Linked DNA regions of Homo sapiens: all the other regions are linked to region 1. Evidence: read pairs that join two places in POLR2A ChIA-PET (ENCODE). Cell type or tissue: A673. All regions are shown on one strand. Each heading gives the region's core, and the rest is flanking DNA. Links, peaks and the distances in the headings are about the cores only.

Region 1 (5,438 bases), core at 247-5,246:
CTAGTGTGGTCTCAATGCTGAGGCTGCATGCTCTCCCCATCTAGTCACTTACAGTGCCCAGCTGATGTTGAGCATCACTGTTTTCCTCGAAAGTTTAAAATAGCCAGTGGCTCCCTTGATCACTTGCTGTGGCACCTCAGACTGCCTTGGCACACGATTTGAGAGCCATGGGGTTAGACCGATGTTAGGGGACACAACCTGGGGTTGGGACTGGCCCAGGGATACTGAGTGGCTCTCAGGATCTAAACAGTTGTGGGGTTCTTGCCACAGCCTCTTTCACATCAGGCAATTAGCAGATGAGTTACAGGGGGAGGCTCCTAGGCCCCAGTTGGGGAAGATTCTGGTGTCTATAAAATTTAGGAAAACTTAAAAAAAAATTTTTTTTTTTTTGGCTTGGGATTACAAGCCAAGCCACCAGCGTGGCCAAGATGGTGAAACCCTGTCTCTACTAAAAATATAAAAATTAGCTGGGTGCGGTGGCGGGTGCCTATAATCCCAGCTACTTGGGAGGCTGAGGCAGGAGAATTGCTAGAACCCAGGAGGCGGAGGTTGCAGTGAGCCAAGATCACACCACTGCACTCCAGCCTGGGTGACAGAGCAAGACTCTGTCTTTAAAAAAAAAAAGAAAAGAAAAGAATTAAGCTTAAAATACATTTTTACTTAGTGATTTCCACATTTGCCTTTCTGGTTCCTCTTGCCGTATGACCTGGACTAGGCTTTGCTTCTACTTGTAACATTTGGGCCCTCGTGAGGGACCAGTTGGTCCTCAGTTTCTCCTGGAGCAGCCACCAGGCTCCCTTGCTGATTGGACATGTGGAATTGGCTGTTCTTGGAAAGAGAGTTGGAGTCAACCGTTCAAATGTTCTGGGACCTCCGAAGCCCAGGAATCACGCCACCACCCCCCAATCTCCCTCCCTGCTCAGCTCCTCAACTGCTATTCTCCCACCATTGCAGTTATCAGCTCAGATTCAGTGAGTGCTTTGTGGAAGGTTGGCAGAGGGTCGCGAGGGTCCTCTACATTTGTTCTCCAGTATCCAGTATCAACACTGGTTACCAAAGAGGAAGGACGGACTATTGGTGCCCCTGGTCCCAGTGATTAGAAATGTAAGTGAAACACCCCACCTCATCTCATAAGCTGCTTTGAGATTATGAGTATGTGTCTATAGAACAGGTTGTTTTCTCTCAGACTCAGGCAGTGTCTCCAGGTTCCCCCTGGAGAGAGATAGTCTTCTCTGTCTGTGTCCTCGAGTGGCACTCTGACAGTGCTATTTCTGACCCTGGCATTCAAGTCTTCTGAAGCCGTTACATTCGCTGATGGCTACTTAGAGCCCAGTAAAGGTCAGAACCATCAGACTGAACCAGACCATGAAACAGCGCTGCTCCTGTGGGGGCGAGGGCTGGGGTGTGGAAGCGATGTCTGCGGGCCTCGGCCTGGCAGCCCCGCCCCTGGGCTCCCTGGGCTTTCTATCTTATGCTTCTCCCTCCCTCCTGTCTTCTGTCCTCAGTTCCTCACTCACCCTGGCCTGTTTCGGGGAGTGGTTATGGGTTGGAAGTCATGGGTGTTAGTGTGAAAATACCCTCACTCAAAAAGTGACAGAACTGAAAACGTGGTAGATGGTATTGTCCCTGCAGTTCTTGTCAGTGGGGTCCTGGAATGATGTTATCCCGGCAAGTGGAGGAGGGGCCCAGTGACCGGGGCCCTGGCTCTTTGAATTGTCCCACAAAGAGGCTTTCCAGGTTCCCCCTCTGTTCTTTCTCGCAGGCTGGTGTTCACATCAGGGGCTCATGCAGGGGTGCCATGGGGTTTCTGTAGGGGGCCGCCCTTGCAGGGCCAGCTTTGTGGGGGGAGTCTCTCAACCACCTGCACACAGATACTTGCCTGTACAGGGCCTGGGCTGTCCTCCCAGCTGCCCCTTCACTCCAGTGCCATCTGATGTGACCCTGACGGCTGGCCATGTGCCGAGCACTGTTCTAAACTTTACACGCAAAGTAAAAGTAAAAGAAAAATTAGTCAAAGCAGAATAATTTTGCCTAAAATAGTCTAAAAGATATGTAATTAAAATGACATGATGGGCCAGGCACGGTGGCTCACGCCTGTAATCCCAGCACTTTGGGAGGCCGAGACGGGCGGATCACGAGGTCAAGAGATCGAGACCATCCTGGCTAACACGGTGAAACCCCGTCTCTACTAAAAATACAAAAATTAGCCGGGCATGGTGGCGCGCGCCTGTAGTCCCAGCTACACGGGAGGCTGAGGCAGGAGAATGGCGTGAACCCGGGAGGCAGAGCTTGCAGTGAGTCGAGATCGCGCCACTGCACTCCAGCCTGGGCGACAGAGCGAAACTCCGTCTCAAAAAAAAAAAAAAAAAAAAATGACATGATAAAAAGTCCCAGGATAGAAGGGGCTGCCTGGCTTGGCACTCTCGGGGCCGAGGGGAAAGTACAGCAGCCAGGGGGCCCCTGAGACCCCTCCTTGGGAAACCGCCTTCCTAGTTTACCCTGCAGGTTGAATGCCAGTAGGATCAGGCAGCCCCAGCAGGACAGGATGCAGCAGGGGCCCCACGCGTGCCTTGTGGCTGCTCCCTGCCCTCCTGCTGGGATGTGGACCTAGTCAGCAAGTCCAGCACACTCTACTGGTGGGCTTGCCCTAGTTTCCATGGTGGGCTTTACTTTCAGGTACCTGTGGGAGTCCTATCCCTGTGCTGATCTTTCCCAGTCTCCCCCAAAGCCCACCTCCACCATGGTGCTTTCTGCACCCCACAGTGGCTGCAGCCAGCATTCTGCCACCTTGGTGTTACCCCTGGTCCTTGTCCTTCCACAGAGCTACTTCCTCAGCCGAGCCCAGAGCCTGTGTGGCCCCGAGCACAGTGCTGTTCCTGACTCCCTGCGCTGGCTCTGCCACCCCCTGGGCCAGAAGTTTTTCATGGAGCGGAGCTGGTCTGTGAAGTCAGCTGCCAAGGAGAGTCTATACTGTGCCCAGAGGAACCCAGGTGAGAATACCTTGGAGCCATTCAGAATTGGAGAAAGCCATGCAAACCGCCGGTACTACAGAGTCACTGCACCAGACACGCGGAGACACGGGTTGTCTCTTAATCTTGTTGAGTCCGTTTGTTTGTTTGTTTGTTTGTTTGTTTGAACCAAAGCTCAGGGAGGTTGAGTAACTTGCTTAAGGTCACAAGCCTGATCAGAAATTGTCAGTGGCTAAGCTGGGTGTGCAGCTCTGCTCTCTCTAACATTCAGAGCCCATGGTCCTTACATCACACAGCAATAAATTGTGATTAAGCTCCAAGGGTACTCTTAGCCCTTGTTTTGGGCACTTTGGAGACACAAAGGATGTGTGAGGCTTGCTTTCCCTGGCCTCCAGGTCTCTCCCATTGGGAGAGCAGACAGACATAAATGGAGAGTTTGGGAACAATAGGTGGCAGGCAGTCATCAACTGCTCAGAGTGGTGACAGGGACGAGGCTTCAGGCATTGGAAGGAGGTGCTGGCTTTCTGTCCCTGGCATTTGATAGTGATTGGAGTTGACTCGCCCGGCCTTGGAGCAGTAGAGGCTGGTCAGGATTGACTTAGACCTTGAGTGCTCAGTGGCTGTCTGCTTTCTGCTGTACTTTTCCTCCCCTCTCAGAATTGGAGTCTGTGGGGAGAGTAAGGTTCTACAGGTATAGGGGTGTGTGTCACACATTGGGGGAGTTCACTGTCCTTTTCTTTTTTAAATAATAACTGTATTGCTCAACGTGAGAATTGTGTGCAACACCAAAATATAAAGGATGAAAGCAAAAGCAATCCTAAATCTTTCTACCCCACCCCTGCTGGCTAAACATGGACTTCTCAGTGGCTTTGTCATCTCTGGCAGTCTCTGGCTCCAGGCCTTGTTACTTGGAATGTGTTCATAAGTGTCCCTCCTCCTGGTCATTAGATCGAGGCCCACATATCTGCCACATGTGAGGAGAGAGAAGGGGCTGGTGATTTGAGGCCTGCCAGTAAAGAAACTTGCTGGTGACAGTCAGCTATCCAAGCATTGCAAGGCCCCGTGTCTAGCCAGTTCAGACAGGTCACTGCTGATGGCACGTTCCATGACAAGGCTCTGGAAAAACCGGAGCATGTTCTTCGTTGTCATGAGCGTGGCAGCAGCTACCACCTTTTTTTCCTTGCCTGGTGGTTCTCCTTAGCCACATGGAGAAGAGAAATCCTCTGAGACATTCCATTTTCTGTTTTCTGATCCAACTCCACCTGACAGCTCCCAACCTTAGAGTACTGAGCACTGTGCCAGGAGACACAGCACCCTCCCCCACACCCCCTCCCCACCGGAGCTCATCCAGAACTAGTCTTGAGCTCTTCAGGCTGGGAGTGAACACTCTCCCCCATCCTCCAACTGTTTAGCACAGTAGTTCTGGGCTTTGGTGGAGAAGGGGCATCTGATCCCCATTCACAAGGCATGGCTGTGTTTGGAGTTTCTCTCCGTAAAGACAAAGTGGGCTCATAAATGAGCTCCATTTAACCCCCCTTGCCTGTCTCTTTTCCAGCTGACCCCATTGCGCAGGTCCACCAGGCCTTCTGCAAGAACCTGCTGGAGCGAGCTATAGAGTCCTTGGTGAAACCTCAGGCCAAGAAGAAGGCTGGAGACCAGGAAGAAGAGAGCTGGTAAAGTCCCCAGACCAGTCCCCCTGCCTTAGGACCTGTCCACGCAGGCAACTCCAGGACAGCCTGAAGGCCTGCACTCCTGGAGGGAAACAAGCCTGGCATCGGGTTGGCAGGGCAATCAAATGGTTCCTTTGTATTTAATTTCTCAAAAATGAGAGCCCTATGTTAACTCTGACCTGGCCTTTCCTCCTAGACCAAGTGCGTTTTTTTTTTTTTTTTGGAGACGGAGTCTCGCTCTGTCACTCAGGTTGGAGTGCAGTGGCGCAATCTTGGCACACTGCAAGCTCTGCCTCCTGGGTTCACGCCATTCTTCTGTGTCAGCCTCCTGAGTAGCTGGGACTACAGGCGCCTGCCACCATGCCCGGCTAATTTTTTGTATTTTTAGTAGAGACGAGGTTTCACCATGTTAGCCAGGATGGTCTCGACCTCGTGATCCGCCTGCCTCAGCCTCCCAAAGTGCTGGGATTACAGGCGTGAGCCACCATGCCCAGGCCTTTTTTTTTTTTTTTTTTTTTGAGATGGAGTTTCGCTCTTGTTGCCCAGGCTGGAGTGCAATGGACCAGTCTCAGCTCACTGCAACCTCTGCCTCCCGGGTTCAAGTGATTCTTCTGCCTTAGCCTCCCAAGTAGCTGGGATTACAGGCGCCCACCACCATGCCTGGCTAATTTTTGTACTTTTAGTAGAGATGAGGTTTCACCATGTCATTCAGGCTGGTCTTGAACTCCTGATCTCGGGCAATCCGCCTGCCTCGGCCTCCCAAAGTGCTGGGATTACAGGCATGAGCCACCACGCCTGG
Region 2 (5,438 bases), core at 241-5,240, 1.1 Mb after region 1:
TTTCTAAGCCAACAGCAGCCCCAGGGGGCTGCCGTTTAACCCCTTCTCAGTTTGGAGCAATGCCAGCACTGCAACAGTCTGGTATCTCTTTCTCATCTTTAAATCTCACAAGCACAGCAACATTTATACTAATGTGGGCAGAAGCTAGAGGCCAGGGAGGGAAGCATATCAAATGTTACTTATAGACTGCAGAAGATAAGAAGGTCAATTATACACTAAGAAAAGGAAGCCGATTGGAATATTCTATACTTAATATATAGTGAAAATATAATAGTAAGTATAAAATGCTAATTGGGGAACAAAGGTAACTAAATTATGGGAGAAGCGAACTAAGCCACTGCGGCTCCTGAGCCTGCAGCCCCACTTCTTCTCTAGGATAATGTCGCCTGGCTCACCAAATGAAAGCAGCACCTCTTTAAGGAGACTGACAGAAAGTGCCCACTAGAACACCAGGAGGGAAGACAGTTCTGACACACTGCATAAAAATATTGCTTATGTATTCCACTTCATTCTTCAGTTTCATAAATTAAAATAGTTGTAAAGTTATTAAATTCAACTTCAAATACAATTAACATATTTATGAAAGTGCCAGTTTTCCTGAAGTGCTTTTGTTTCAGAAATTCTTCAAGGCATATATTCTAAATACTTTAGAAAATACAAATAAGCGCTATCCTGTGAACCTCCCCAAGGTATTTTAAGGTGACTTTGGACAGACAGTGATGGCCACACCGAGGTCTAGGAACAGTCACCCACTGTTCTCAGCATACCTGTTTATAACTAACTCCCACACCTGAATTTCAGAGGATTCAAACTGAATTTTTAGCAGAGACCATTTTTAATGATTCTGGAAAATTGTGAGTAAATTCCATTTTTATAAATTAAATCGTTTTCTCCTTTATTTATATTATGTTGTATTATTTTAAAGTCTTTCATATTCCAATACCTCTTCAGTTCAGCTCAAGACAGAGTCAGTATTCCCTTATAGGGGCTGAAAGGCAGAAATGCTAAAGGTTTGGGGTTTCCCTTTCACACCCTGAAGAATCCTGTTTCAAAGAAGAATTGAGTGCTTGTCTGTTTCTTGTATTAGTTGTGATTGTATTAAGTTTGGCATTCTCATCTGGCAAGCAATCCCATCGTGAGGCCCGCTTCTATCAGTAACAATTGACTGTCTCTCCCCTGAGCTAGGGGAGAGGCAAGCAAAACTTTATAATATAGAGAATTGTTGATTTTTAAGAAATGTCAATGCTCTTTGTACTTGAGGTAATTCACTATACATCTATGCAAATGGTACTTACAGCAAAAAAGTTATTGAATAAAAGCTGAGTGTTTGAAAGTGAAACAAATATGAACGGACTCATCAGTAGAAAAAAAAAACACTCTTAGCTAAGTGATATTCATCTTAAGATAATAATGCGAAGAAAGCAGATTACTGTAATGGAAAGAGTAATGAGTCTCATGACCAGGGTTTCAGACTCACTCGGCTACCAACGAGACGAGTGACCTTGGACAAGTCGTCACCTCTGGATCCCAATTCCTTTGGTAAAGTGAGGATCCTGGAATATTAAGTCCAAGAGCCATTACAGCTCTAAATATTGCGTTCCCACCTTCTGCATTATGCCACCAAATGAATAACAGAATTGTGTGGGTGGGCAAACGGGTCTCAAAGGACTAACACTGTTTAAAAAGAAAAAAGGAAGGCGTATTTTTACTTATTGGCATAAATCTCATACCTGTAAAAATGCTTTGGTTTGAAGTTATGAAACCTCTTTGCTGTTTTCATAAATACAGCATTTAAAATTCATGCAGAATTCAGTAGGATGTTTTACTGACAAGAAGGAAGGGATCTGAAGAAAGAGATATTCAGAGCTACAAGAGCAAAGACAAAACTGATGGGCCCGATTAAGGTCGGACAGACATACTATATACCTTGGGGGTTTCTAGAAACCTTTCCTATGCAATCTTAAAAGTATTTGAAACACACACTTCACAGTAGGTAACATCCTAACAAGAAAGCATGTTTTTCTGTGAGGCACAGGCTGCACCAGCACAGTATTTTCTGGAGGACGGAGAGAGGATGCTGCCTTTTTAATGGCAATCAGTAATCCAGTAAGTATAATTCACTGAGTGATGGGTCACTTAAGTATCAGGATTTTAAAAATCTAATTAGAATTACAGCACCACAGCAATAAAGGGGAGCCACTGTTTTTCAAAAATTCCAGAATATGACTTCTAAGAAACAATTGAATACGTACATAAGGCTGCTCAGTTATTAAAACAATAAGACTTTTACATTTTGTTACCCGACAAAAATATAAACAGTGTCTAGTGACAGCCCTCAGAGGGGGACGAGGGCACAGGGTCCAGCTGGGATGAGAAATGAGAAGAACTGAGGGGGAGGATGGGAAGGTGGTCGGGAGGGGTCCTGGAGCGGTGGCAGGTGATCAGAGACTCTGCAGTAAACAGTCATGAAACAGCAATTACAGTCTCCTGGAAAAGATAATTTGCTTTCTCTCTCAAGTCCCACTTATGTGTTTGTAGATTAGATTTGGCTGTAAAGAAAGAAAATGGCAGCATGTAATAAACATTAACGCCTTAAAGTAGGGGGAAAAGCCCTCTATTAACAGCTAACTCAAGTAACTCATTTAGCTACTCGGTAAGAAAAAAATACAGCTAAAGTATGTCAGCTACTCTAAAACATGCCAAAGCAAAGGTGCAAAGTTATTGCATCTATTTTGAAAGGAAACACGCACGTATGTTCTAAAACCAGAGTCAAAAATTACAAAACACAATCCTTCATTTGTTTAAGCCGAAATCTATTCTCCAAGAAAATCAAACACTTACTCTGACATCTTCTCCAAGCACCCTGGATAAAGCATTCTGCATTGCTCAGTTAATAATGAACTAATTGAACATTGCCGTCACGGAGCTCTAAAACTAGGTGCGCTTGCATAGAAGGTGAGAGTTCTGTTAAATCAGTCACTCAGTGAGAAAGAAAACAATTCCGTGAAAATTCTACTTTCAAAGAGGTCTACCTTAAAGGAAATGCAAGCCTTCCACAGCACACTCACATTTTTCTGTCAGATGCCGGCTAACTCTGCAGCTCAGCTTCCGTACCTGCCTCTTTCCAACCCTGCTGGCATGTCTGACCTCTGTCTCTCAGCTGAATTCTCCCAGCACATTTCATCATTTCCTGTTGGCTGCCGAGATAAGGTCATTCCCATACACTGCTGCATTCGCTGTACAGTCCCAGGTTCCCAGACTGCACGCTCCTGCCTGCTGTGGCCATCACAGAAGAGCTCTCTTTTCAGAAAGTGGCCAAAGAGAAATTTCAGTATTTCCACGGAAAATCAGGGAGAAGAGGTCTGAGAACAAAATTCATACTACCCCCTCCCCAACACACAAAAAATCAAATTATATACAAACTAACTTACACCATACATGAGTCTTCTAATATCTTCTTGTATTTGGGATCCTCCTGCTTACAAGAGAAAAAAGACAGCATGCTCTCTCTGCATCTGAGGGGCGTCACAGCAGTCAGTGGGACAGGGACTTGCTTGCACAGGATAATCTTACACTGTCCCTACATGTGGAAGTCAACTTCCTTCTGTGACTACACACAACAAGGCAATGCCTGTCAGCAGATGAACAGGAAGCCTCATGCAGGAGACAGGACTGGGGACACAGAGTCCCCTGGAGACAGGCAGGTGACCCCATGGTCTCTCAGCAGCACGACTGTCTCCTAAGAACTAGGACACTCAAATACGCAACTGTGATTACATGGAAATAAAAACACCTCGCTTCTTCAATTTTTACAAAGAATTTAAAGTGAAGAAAAAAACAATAAAGCTTTAGGTGAGGAGAGAAAGATTTTAAAATGCTTGTGCCTACAAGAATACATGCTGTACGATTCCCTTTGGATCCAGCACAAGAAAAGGCGTAACTAATCTACACCCTTCGAAGCCGGGACAGGGAAGAGAAAGAGGAGGCAGGCAGGAAGGGGTGCCAGGAGGGTTTTGGAGCTGTGCTGTGGCTCTTAAACTGGCTATGGGTGTGCTGGGCTTGTGAAAATTCACTGATATGTACACTTGAGATCTGTGCACTTTAGGTATGCATATTATTCAATAACACTTTTTAAAATCTCATACAGTAACAAAAAATACAGACACTACAGGAAAGAGTAGATATGGAAACCAACCTGCAAAAACAGACAGGAAACAAATATTTCAAGGGATCAATTTCTGCTAGGTGCCCTCCTAGAAGATACACATGCACACTCCCCCATTCCCCTTGGCAAGCCAGGATCTAAGTGGTAATGGCCAGGGCAGGGCCAGTTCAGGGCGGTTCCTCCTTTCAACATGGCCCAAGCGGGTGTATGTAGGGATGGGAAAATACGTAATTGGCAAAAGAACATACTGCAAGGGGAAACTGTGCTAAGTGGATATACACTATTTACCAGTGTTCTTGCTACTCATATTCATTCAAAAATGTTCAGTTAAAAACAGCCATCTAGTCTTACCTTATAACACAAAACGAAGTAGGTTAAAAATCTCTTTTGAAAATCTTGTGTTTAGACAAACACTGCGGAAGGCCGCAGGGTCCTCTGCCTAGGAAAACCAGAGACCTTTGTTCACTTGTTTATCTGTTGACCTTCCCTCCACTATTGTCCTATGACCCTGCCAAATCCCCCTCTGTGAGAAACACCCAAGAATGATCAATTAAAAAAAAAAAAAAAAAAAAATCTTGTGTTTAGAAATTCCTTAGGCTGGGCCGGTGGCTCACACTTGTAGTCCCAGCACTTTGGTAGGCTGAGGCAAATGGATTGCTTGAAGCCAGGAGTTTGAGACCAGCCTAGCCAATATGGTGAAACCTCATCTCTACTAAAAAATACAAAAATTGGCCAGGTGTAGTGGCACATGCCTGTAATCCCAGCTACTCAGGAGGCTGAGGCACGAGAATCGCTTGACCCCAGGGAGCAGAGGTTGCAGTGAGCTGAGATCACGTCACTGCACTCTAGCCTGGGTGACAGAGCGAGATCCTGTCTCAAAAAAAAGAGAAAAAGAAATTCCTTAATGGAAAAATACCAATAAAAGCAAAGACCACATAACATGAGACTCTATTACTTGACATATGATAATAATTTACACTACTTGAGAAATTATTTACCACCCCTCCCCACACAGCCCGTCACCAAAAAAGCAGAGAAGTCAACACATATTTCACTATATCCTGTGGTTGGCTTAGTTAAATCCACGGCACCATCACAGAAGATGAACACCAGAGTGCCACGCCCGCCACAGCTGGCAAGCACTCACTCCACTAAGACAGAAGCAGCGCCTGAGTTCTGGGGAAGCAAGTTTGAGACCAGCCTGGCCAACATGGTGAAACCCCGTCTGTACTAAAAAATACAAAAATTGTCTACCTGTTCCCTCCCCCAAGCC
Region 3 (5,438 bases), core at 241-5,240, 160 kb before region 1:
TAGAGATAACAAATAACATTGGTTCTTGCCCTCAGAAAAGGGAGAGAGATGCAAAGGGAAATTTCATTATGAGCTGATTAGAGCTCTGCTAGAGGGAAGCACAGGAGCTGTGGGGGCTCAGGGGAGGTTCACAGCTCTGAATGGATCAGGGAAGGCTTTTTGGAGGAGTGGGGTTTTGACCTGATTCTCCAAGGAGGAACAGGAGTATGCCAAGTGGAGAAAATATGGCTTGGTCAGTAGGTGTTCACTGAAAACCTCAAGTGCCAGGGACTGTGCTATGGCTTGTACTGGGTGTTGGGGAGATGAATCAGATGAGGGCCCGGCCTCAAAGATCTCACAGTCTGGTCCCATTAGCTCAATCTTGTCAGGGTCCCTCCACGAGTGGCCTCCAACTCATACATGCTGTCCAGAGCCTGTCACCTCTTCTGGGTGGGCAGTGAAGGAACAAGAGAGCACTGATCCCTGGCCTCTGTCATGTCATCCTGTGGTAGGGATCGAGGCAGTGGTGAGGAGCCTGCAGGGAAGCCTGAAGATGAACAACATAGAGCTGCACAAGCAGGGCCTGCTGCTTTTCGCTGAAATCCTGACCCGGTGAGCAAAGTGGTGGAACATGAGGCTTGTAGGGGCCAGACTGCAGAAGGAAAAGTGGGCTTTCACTCCTGGTGGGGTCAGTGAGAAGAGTTCACCTACTCGTTTCTCATCTTCCATTTCTCAGGCAGCCAGAGGAGATCAAGCTGTTCACAAGCTCAGCCATGTGCAGAGATGCTGGCCGTGCCCTCCAAGAAGCAGTTAGCAGCCCTGTGCTGGAGGTGGCTGCTGAGGCCTTGAAGGCCACTTCTGCTTTTCTGAGGTGAGAGACCCAGGCAGGCTGAACTTTCCATCCCTGCATATACCTAAGGGCCTGTTGAGGCCAGGGTAGCGGATATTTAAGTATCCCTAGATTACTTATAATACCTAATATAGTTGGCCCTTCATAATTGTGGATTCCACATCCATGGATTCAACCAACCATGGATTGAAAAATTTTTTTTTTTTTTTTTTTTGGAGATGGAGTTTTGTTCTTGTTGCCTAGGCTGGAGTGCAATGGTGTGATCTCAGCTCACTACAATCTCTGCCTCCTGGGTTCAAGTGATTCTCCTGCCTCAGCCTCCCAAGTAGCTGGGATTACAGGTGTGTACCACCATGCCCAGCTAATTTTTGTATTATTATTAGAGGCGAGGTTTCACCATGTTGGCCAGGCTGGTCTCGAACGCCTGACCTCAGGTGATTCACCTGTCTCAACCTCCCAAAGTGCTGGGATTACAGGCGTGAGCCACCGCATCCAGCTGAAAATTTTAAAGAATGGATGGTTGTGTCTGTATTGAACACGTACAGACTTTTTTTCTTGTTATTATTCCCTAAACAATACAGTATACGTTGGACATGGTGGCTCACACCTGTAATCCCAGCACTTTGGGAGGCCAAGGTGGGTTGGATCACCTGAGCCCAGGAGTTCAAGACCAGCCTGGGCAACACAACAGAACCTGTCTCTACTAAAAATCCAAAAATTAGCCAGGCATGTTGGTGCACACCTATAGTTCCGGCTGCTTGAAGGCTGAGGTGGGAGGATTGCTTGAACCTGGGAAGCAGAGGTTGCGGTGAGCTGAGATCACACCACTGCACTCCAGCCTGGGTGACAGAGTGAGACCTTGTCTCAAAAGAAAAAAGAAAAAAAGAAACCAGGCCAGGCACAGTGGCTTATCCCTGTAAACCCAGCACTTTGGGAGACCAAGGCAGGTGGATCACTTGAGTCAGGAGTTCGAGACCAGCCTGGCCAATGTAGTAAAATCCCATCTCTACAAAAACTTAACTGGGCATGATGGCGCATGCCTGTAGTCCCAGCTACTCAGGAGGCTGAGGCACGAGAATTGCTGCAGAGGTTGTAGTAAGCCAAGATTGCGCCACTGCACTCCAGCCTGGGTGACAGAGCAAGGCTCTGTCTCAAAAACAAAACAAAACAAAACACCCAAACAGTATAATAACTATTTATATAGCATTTGCATTGTATTAGGTATTATATGTAATCTAGAGATGATTTAAAGTATACTGGAGGACCACGTGCGGTGGCTCATGCCTATAATCCCAGCACTTTGGGAGGCCAAGGTCGGCGGACCACCTGAAGTCGGGAGTTTGAGACCAGCCTGGCCAACATGTAGAAACCCTGTCTTTACTAAAAATATAAAAAATTAGCCGGATGTGGTGTCACACACCTGTAATCCCAGCTACTCAGGAGGCTGAGATAGGACAATTGCTTGAACCTGGGAGGCGGAGGTTGCAGTGAGTGGAGATCACACCATTATACTCCAGCCTGGGTAACAGAGTGAAATTCTGTCTCAAAAAATAAAATAAAATAAAATAAAATAAATAAAGTATGCTGGAGGATGTGCATAGGTTATATGCAAATACTATACCATTTTATGTAAGGAGCTTGAGCATCCTGGTTTTGGTATCTTCAGGGGTCCTGGAACCAATTCCCCACAGATACTGAGGGACGACTATGCAATGTCAATGCAATGTAGACGGGGCGCGGTGGCTCACGCCTATAATCCCAGCACTTTGGGAGGCTGAGGCGGGCCAATTACCTGAAGTCAGGAGTTCAAGACCAGCCTGGCCAAGATGGTGAAACCCTGTCTCTACTAAAAATACAAAAATTAGTTGGGCATGATGGCGCTTGCCTGTAATCCCAGTTACTCAGGAGGCTGAGGAAGGAGAATTATCTGAGCCTGGGAGGCGGAGGTTGCAGTGATCTGAGATCTTGCCACTGTACTCCAGACTGAGGCCACAGAGTGAGACTCCATCTCAAAAACAAACAAACAAACAATGGAATGTAAATAGTTGTCATGCTGTATTTAAAATTTTTTTTGAGATGAAGTTTCGCTCTGTCGCCCAGGCTGGAGTGCAATGGTGTGATCTTGGCTCATTGCAACTGCTGCCTCCCAGGCTCAAGCAATTCTCCTGCCTCAGCCTCCCGAGTAGCTGGGACTACAGGTGCGTGCCACCATGCCCAGCTAATTTTGTATTTTTAGTAGAGATGGGGTTTCGCCACGTTGGCCAGGGTGGTCTCGAACTCCTGACCTCAGGTGATCCACCTGTGTCGGCTTCCCAAAGTGTTAGGATTACAGGTATGAGCCACTTGCACCTGGCCTACATTTTATATATTTTTTTATTGTATTTTTTTCTTTTTTTTGAGATGGAGTCTCCCTCTTTCACCCAGGCTGGGGTGCAGTGGCGTGATCTTGGCTCACTGCAACCTCCGCCTCCCAGGTTCACGCCATTCTCCTGCCTCAGCCTTTCTAGTAGCTGGGACTACAGGCGCGCGCCACCACACCTGGCTAATTTTTTTGTATTTTTAGTAGAGACGGGGTTTCACTGTGTTAGCCAGGATGGTCTCGATCTCCTGACCTCGTGATCCGCCCGCTTCGGCCTCCCAAAGTGTTTTTTTTTTTTTTTTTTTTTGAGATGGAGTTTTGCTCTTGTTGCCCAGGCTGGAGTGCAAAGGCATGATCTCGGCTCACCACAACCTCTGCCTCCCGGGTTCAAGTGATTCTCCTCCTGCCACAGCCTCCCGAGTAGCTGGGATTACAGGCATGCACCACTACACCCGGCTAATTTTGTATTTTTAGTAGAGACGGGGTTTCTCCATGTTGGGCGGGCTGGTCTCGAACTGCCGACCTCAGGTGATCCCCCACCTTGGCCTTCCAAAGTGCTGGGATTACAGGCGTGAGCCACCGTGCCCAGCCATATTGTTATTTTTTTTATAGATTTTAAAAAATATTTTTGGTCCACAGTTGATTGAATCCATAGATGTAGAATCCACAATACAGAGGGCCAAATTATACTTCCAAAGTGTTATGTTATCATGTCTTTTGTATTTTCTCTGTTGTTTTGAATTTATATCTTGAAAGAAAATTCTCTTTCATTTTGGTAAGGAGTAGCAGAGGTAACTGTATCTGTTGACTCCATCACCTTTAATCAGAAGCTGGCAGCTCTTTAACACCTATGAACTCCAGCCTCTAGCCCTGGTTCTCTTACTGTAGTTCCTCTTTGAATGCTCTCAGCCACTCACAGAGCTTCAGCTACTAGCTATATGTTGATAATGCTCAAATCTATAGTTCTTGCCTAAAATGCCTGTGTTAGTTTCCTATTGCTACAGGACCAGATTACCACAAACTTGAAAACAACAGGTATTTACCTTCTCATGGTTCTAGGGGGCCAGAAGTCCAAAATCAGTATCACTGAAATGAAATCAAGGTGTCAGCAGGGCCACACTCCCTTTGGAGCTTCTAATACGGAACACTTCCCTGCCTCTTCCAGCTTCTGGTGGCTCCGGGCATTCCATGACTTAAGGTCATATCACTGTAATCACTGCCTCTGTGACTACATTGTCTTCTCTTCTCTATGTGTATAATCTCCCTCTGCCTTTTCTCTTTCTTTTCTTAAATTTTTTTCTTTTTTCTTTTTCTTTTTTTTTTTTTGAAACGGAGTCTTGCTTTGTCTCCCACGCTGGAGTGCAGTGGCGTGATCTCAGCTCACTGCAAGTTGTGCCTCCCGGGTTCACGCCATTCTCCCGCCTCAGCCTCCCGAGTGGCTGGGACTACAGGTGCCTGCCACCATCCCTGGCTAATTTTGTTTTTGTATTTTTAGTAGAGACAGGGTTTCACCGTGTTAGCCAGGATGGTCTCGATCTCCTGACCTTGTGATCTGCGTGCCTCTGCCTCTCAAAGGGCTGGGATTACAGGCGTGAGCTACCGCGCCTGGCCAAAAAATTTTTTTTTATTTTTTGTAGAGATAGGGATCTTGCTATATTCCCCAGGCTGGTCTTGAGCTTCAGGCTTCAAGTGATCCTCCCACTTTGACCTCTCAAAGTACTGGGATTACAGGCATGAGTCATTATGCCTGGCTGCCTCTCTCTCATAAGGCTACTTATGATGGGATGTAGGGGACCACCTGAATAATCCAGGATAATGGCTTTATCTCAGGATTCTCTGTGAAAACTTTACTGTAGAAAATAACATAGGTTCCTGGGATTAGGACCTGACATCTTTGGGTACCACCATTCAGCCCACTATAGTGTTTTCCTGAACTCCAGACCACATTTCCAACTGCCTGGTGCTTTATTCCAGAACCTTCAATCTCAATTTGTCCATGCTACTAGCATATAGAGAAAAACACCCAATTTGGGATCTAAAGAATTAGATTTGGGTCCCTGGCTCCACAAACAGTACTCAGTCACTTCTTGTTCATTCCTCTGATCTGCTTTCTGTTTCTTGAACACATCAAACTTATTCCTGCCACTAATTATTCCAACTCTGCCCAAAATAATATTCCCTTAAATCATTGTGTGACTGCGTTTTTCTTATCATTCAAGTCTCATTCAGAATTTCCTTTCCTAATTGACC

The links. ChIA-PET counts read pairs that join two places held together with the same protein. Peaks named below come from ENCODE experiments on the same cell type or tissue, not always from the same donor. Only the 100,000 strongest peaks of a DNase experiment are listed, where the experiment ranks them.
Region 2: POLR2A ChIA-PET joins it to region 1 with 7 read pairs; 1 of 35 experiments calls an interaction of 5 or more read pairs at or near these places.
Region 3: POLR2A ChIA-PET joins it to region 1 with 6 read pairs; 5 of 35 experiments call an interaction of 5 or more read pairs at or near these places.

Annotation. Positions count from the first base shown.
Region 1 is chr22:41,890,296-41,895,733 of GRCh38, forward strand. SREBF2 (sterol regulatory element binding transcription factor 2) reads left to right here. Exons shown (of 19, transcript NM_004599.4): 12 at 2,822-2,990; 13 at 4,525-4,642. Among named protein-coding and RNA genes, the nearest start is that of MIR33A, 7.9 kb to the right of the region's middle. In A673, for the core only: no CTCF peak of the experiment used is centred there; no DNase peak of the experiment used is centred there; H3K27ac peaks cover 952 bases.
Region 2 is chr22:42,956,731-42,962,168 of GRCh38, forward strand. The region is part of intron 1 of PACSIN2 (protein kinase C and casein kinase substrate in neurons 2); the gene reads right to left. Among named protein-coding and RNA genes, the nearest start is that of PACSIN2, 56 kb to the right of the region's middle. RefSeq lists an enhancer at 2,973-3,267. In A673, for the core only: no CTCF peak of the experiment used is centred there; a DNase peak (open chromatin) is centred at 3,191; H3K27ac peaks cover 2,153 bases.
Region 3 is chr22:41,731,754-41,737,191 of GRCh38, forward strand. MEI1 (meiotic double-stranded break formation protein 1) reads left to right here. Exons shown (of 31, transcript NM_152513.4): 10 at 492-591; 11 at 716-850. Among named protein-coding and RNA genes, the nearest start is that of MEI1, 35 kb to the left of the region's middle. In A673, for the core only: no CTCF peak of the experiment used is centred there; no DNase peak of the experiment used is centred there.